Linked DNA regions of Homo sapiens: region 2 is linked to region 1. A link is a loop called in an ENCODE intact Hi-C map of the cell type or tissue named here. Cell type or tissue: heart left ventricle. All regions are shown on one strand.

Region 1 (2,500 bases):
AGATTATAACATCTCAGAAGGAAATGTCTTCAAAGATAAGTGCTGCCTAATATATTAAAGGACAAGCAAGTTCTAGTTGGTCAAATGGTCTCTTCGCTGGGAATTGCCAAACAAGGATAACCTGTTTTGAAAGAATTATAGCATAATCAAAAACTCCTAACACAAAAGCTATTTGAGGCATAACTTAACTCTTCCCCAGTGACTCATGACTTCTCAGAATCTTAGAATGTTTCAGAGTCAATTAATTTAAACAGCAATTATTAACTGGAACTTCAAAACAATCTTTGTGAAGAGTTTAGCTTTCTTATTGTTGCAATTTCCATTTGCTGAACCAATTAAGGCCAGTGGTACCACCTGAGATTTTGAAAATAAATCAGTGGGTTTTTATTTCAGCTGTTTGGAAATGACTAATAGAGTAATACAATAGATTAATTTTATCTAACATTAATAGCTGGATGTATAAGAAACACCCACTCTCTAGAAATTAAGACATGTCACCATAGTCTTATGACAAGAGTGAGTCTCTTATTTTTGAACTTTCTATTGAACAGTTCTCACCATCTTAAATCACCCTTTGTTATGAGTTTTTAAGTGTCTTAAGTAGAGAAGGTTAAGAAAATGAATACTTATACTCCTTTAAATACTAATTAAGAGGCCCTGGTAACCATTTATCAGTAATATTAATGGCATGAAAATTGAAAAAGTATGACTCAAAGGTGAATTCAGGGCAATTTAAATTATATATAAAAAATAAAAACTTAGGTGGAAGAATTTAAAAATTTTAAAATTCTGCCCAAATTGTGGAGTGCAATTTTATACACTGGGAAGAAAAATGACAGCAATAAAAATTTTAAAAAGATGAAAAATATTTTTTAAAAAATTGTGCAACCCAATTTTAAATGGGACTGAGAAATATAAGCAAAGCATCGACAAAATAGTATATTGTTAGAAAAGCTATGCAAATGAAAGAACATTAAAATCACTTTGCTATATAAAACAATGTCAAATGACAGTATCAAGTGTCCACATCCCCTGAGGCCAAGTTTCAGTCATCTAGTCCATATGGAGAGTAATGCTGTGCCCTCAGCTATTTCCTTCTTAGGACTAATGGAAATCAAATTAGCTCCCTTTTCATATTATGTGAATAAAATATAAGTTCCACAAGGAAAAGGACTTTATTTTGTTCATTGCTATATCCTAGTCCCCAGAACAATGCTTTTTTTCACATAGCAGGATCTTGACAGATATTTGTTGAATTAATAAATATTGAAGGCATTTATTCAAAATGACTTGTTGCTATGGATGGCGTATTTTATTTTTACTAAAGTTAAATTATATATAACATGCTGACAACAGCAGCTGGAGAGTTTGCCCTATTGTGTGAAGTTTTTCCAAGAAGAGTTTAGCAAACAGCATATTTGTGAAGATTATCAATATGTGGAATGGGTGTGATATTACATACATATCAAATTATTTGTATTTGTGATAAAACAAATATTTAAAGTACAATATTGAGGATTTTAGTAAAAGGAGAATTTGTCTTTTCTAAACAAAGAAAATTATAGGGTGTGACTAGATCATCCTTTATCCTTAAGTCATATTTTCCAAATCTTTAATCCTTTATAGCACCATTTCCCAAAGCGTGGTATGGGAACACAGGCGATATTTTTGTTACAGAAACAACCTTTTATCTTTTACTATAATCGTTACATGTATATTTTAACATGTACTAGAGAAAATGTAATTAGCACGTCAAATCTGTTTTTTATTGATACTAATTTTATATAAGTTATATGTAAGTAAGGGCCCGGGCATGGTCACTCACACTCGTGAATTAGCACTGTGGGAGGCCAAGGCAGGAGGATCGCTTGAGGGCAGGAGTTTGAGATCAGCCTGGGAAAAGACATCTCTTAAAAAAATTAAAAAATTAGTCAGGCATGGTGGTGCACACATGTAGTTCCAGCTACTCAGGAGGCTGAGGTGGGAAGATCACTTAAATCCAGGAGGTCAAGGCTACAGTGAGCTATGATACAATTGCTCCAGTGCACTCCAACCTGGAGACAGGGCAAAGATCCTGTCCCTAAAAAAAATAAATAAATAAAGAATACATATATATATATAGGTAAAAATGAATTTATTTGATTTTTTAAAAAAGATATTATGTAAGTAGTGGTATAGGCAGATATGGTAAAAACCCTACTAAAGGCAAGAGCATGACTGAAATTGAGGAAACTCTGACCTTAGTTTCTACTTGGAGCAGTGAGACTCAGAGCAAATACTCCATTCTTCTTGTAAAGGTGTTCCCAGGCTTCAGACAGGAACCCATTACACAACAGCCTTCCCGGGGCGTTTTTACCCAGCAGAAAGACTTCTAACCCTCTCAGACCCAATGCCTCCTTTTTATAGCACATTTTATAATCTTTACTACCTTGATAGATCCTTTACCCTCTTGAAAGGAAATCTACAGCCTACTTATTCTCATAAGTTAAAAAAAAATCAT
Region 2 (2,500 bases), 49 kb after region 1:
AATAAAATACCTAGGAATCCAACTTACAAGGGACGTGAAGGACCTCTTCAAGGAGAACTACAAACCACTGCTCAATGAAATAAAAGAGGATACAAACAAATGGAAGAACATTCCATGCTCATGGGTAGGAAGAATCAATATCATGAAAATGGCCATACTGCCCAAGGTAATTTATAGATTCAATGCCATCCCCATCAAACTACCAATGACTTTCTTCACAGAATTGGAAAAAACTACTTTAAAGTTCATATCGAACCAAAAAGAGCCCGCATTGCCAAGTCAATCCTAAGCCAAAAGAACAAAGCTGGAGGCATCATGCTACCTGACTTCAAAATATACTACAAGGCTACAGTAACCAAAACAGCATGGTACTGGTACCAAAACAGAGATATAGATCAATGGAACAGAACAGAGCCCTCAGAAATAACGCCACATATCTACAACTATCTGATCTTTGACAAACCTGAGAAAAACAAGCAATGGGGAAAGGATTCCCTATTTAATAAATGGTGCTGGGAAAACTGGCTAGCCGTATGTAGAAAGCTGTCACTGCTTCACTTTCTTTCTTACATTTAGCGTGGCCTGACTGAGCTATTGGAAGAGGGGCAGAGGCAGGAGTGAATGATGCTGGAAATAGATCCTCATTCAACCCTGCAGCAGAGGGTGAGCCGCAGGCCCTGCTGTTCTCCCATCATCATCACAGCCTTGAGACTAGACCTCATGGTTGTTTTATCTTTTGGGTTTTTTTTTCCTGGTCTGCCTCTGGGTCATCAAGTACAAACTGGAGGGAAAATGCTAGCGTCCGTGGAGCTGTGTTCAGCATGAAAGATCAGTATCTGGCTTCCCTCTCATTTATAACTCTTATTTTCTTTCTTTCTAGAATATGTCTGTGCTGGAGAATCATCACTGGCGATCTACAATTGGCATGCTTCGAGAATCAAGGCTTCTTGCTCATTTGCCAAAGGAAATGACGTAAGTGCTGCCGAGATGAAACATACTGATGTGCATGCAGTAAAGATAAGCCACTTTCTCTAGGGCAGGCTTGGGACCTTTTGCGTGAATGGCAGAGAGCCCCCCGGCTGTACTTCCTGCCTGCACTGAGCTGTCTATCAGAGGAGATTTGGTGTCAGTTACAGCAACCCAGAAACCAAAATCTCTCTGTGTGCTTTGAAAGGGCCTTGCAGAGTCAATGACCTACAGTCAGGAAAAGGGATAATAAACAGCTCTCAGTTTTCACACGCTTCAGTATCAGTGCTCGACTTTGCCAAATTCCCGACCTTTAGTTTAGCAAAATTGTCCTTCCATGTAGCTCCAAATAGTAAATATTTATCAAGAAGGAACCCAGGCATTCTAAAGCTAGAGTTCAAAAAAGTATATTTTGTAATTGCTAGTCTCAGCAAAAATAGAAGTCAGAAATTCTTTTCTAAAATGTCTTTTGCTAAGTAATTGAAATGGCCCTAGCATTTTTTTCACCAATTAATTTACCTTACGTCTCTTGCACTTTAAACAGAAGGGGAGACACTCATTTTCTGGTTCACTATTTGATAGCCATGGTATGTAGGCTGAGTCCCACTAAATCTGAGGCCATTGTTTCATTTTCCTGGTGGCCCCAAGTTAGCTGCTAATACTGTCTTCCAAGGCCACCATTAATTCTGATCTGTTTAATGAACACGTGCAGAACCCAAGAAACCTAGGTGAAAAGAGTACATAGATTGCTGTACCCTTCTTCAAGACAAGCACATAACTTGAGGTCAAGGACCAAGTGCTGTCTCCCAACTGAACAAGCAGTATACTCTGGGTTGTGGATTGATTCCTGGCCCTCTGATTTGATCTCATGCTGTTTCCTAGCACCCAGAGGAATGTGAAATTTGCAGGAGGAATTTCAGTTCTGATAAATTTTTACTCCCTGGAACTAAATAAAACCAGTTCTCGTGCATGGAATAAAAACTTATGCCTCTTACTAGAATAATAAATTGCAAAGATTGAAAGAATTAAATGCAAAAAGAACTAAAAACTAGAGCAAAAGATCAAGTGAGAAGAAGAAAAGAGGAGGTAAGGAGAGAGACAAGGAAGAAAGAAGGAGAAGGAAAGGAAGAATAGTGAGGACAGGAAAGAAGAAAATGCAAGGGAAATGGGAAAGGACTCTGGGGTGACCAGACTTCTCCTGGTCAGTACCTGCATTCATCCTGTTTGTTACTCAATATTTCTTTCCTAAAATATTCATTTCACATCTATGGATTCCAATGAAAAATATATTTTTATGTGTCTTTGTGGAACACAGTGTTATAAATTGTTTTTGCCAGAAGAATAATTGTTATACAATAATATATGTGAAAACTTTATTACAAAAGCCATTATCATAATCATTATTATTCCTTCTATCACAGGTAAATGCTTTAATGTCATTTTTCTGATTTTAAAAGTAGGGCAGGTTAATTGTAGAAAGTAAGGAAAATTCAGGAAAGTGTTAGTTTGAACTATGTGAAGTTGCTCTTTTTAA

Evidence for each region. Hi-C counts contacts between places; a loop is a spot of excess contacts. Peaks named below come from ENCODE experiments on the same cell type or tissue, not always from the same donor. Only the 100,000 strongest peaks of a DNase experiment are listed, where the experiment ranks them.
Region 2: it touches region 1 in a loop (1.8-fold over the local background); 2 of 110 quality-filtered maps call a loop at or near these places.

What each region holds. Positions count from the first base shown.
Region 1 is chr6:136,123,488-136,125,987 of GRCh38, forward strand. The region is part of intron 3 of PDE7B (phosphodiesterase 7B); the gene reads left to right. Among named protein-coding and RNA genes, the nearest start is that of PDE7B-AS1, 52 kb to the left of the region's middle. In heart left ventricle, no CTCF peak of the experiment used is centred here; no DNase peak of the experiment used is centred here.
Region 2 is chr6:136,172,917-136,175,416 of GRCh38, forward strand. PDE7B (phosphodiesterase 7B) reads left to right here. Exons shown (of 13, transcript NM_018945.4): 9 at 881-972. Among named protein-coding and RNA genes, the nearest start is that of MTFR2, 76 kb to the right of the region's middle. In heart left ventricle, no CTCF peak of the experiment used is centred here; a DNase peak (open chromatin) is centred at 1,070; H3K27ac peaks cover 1,576 bases.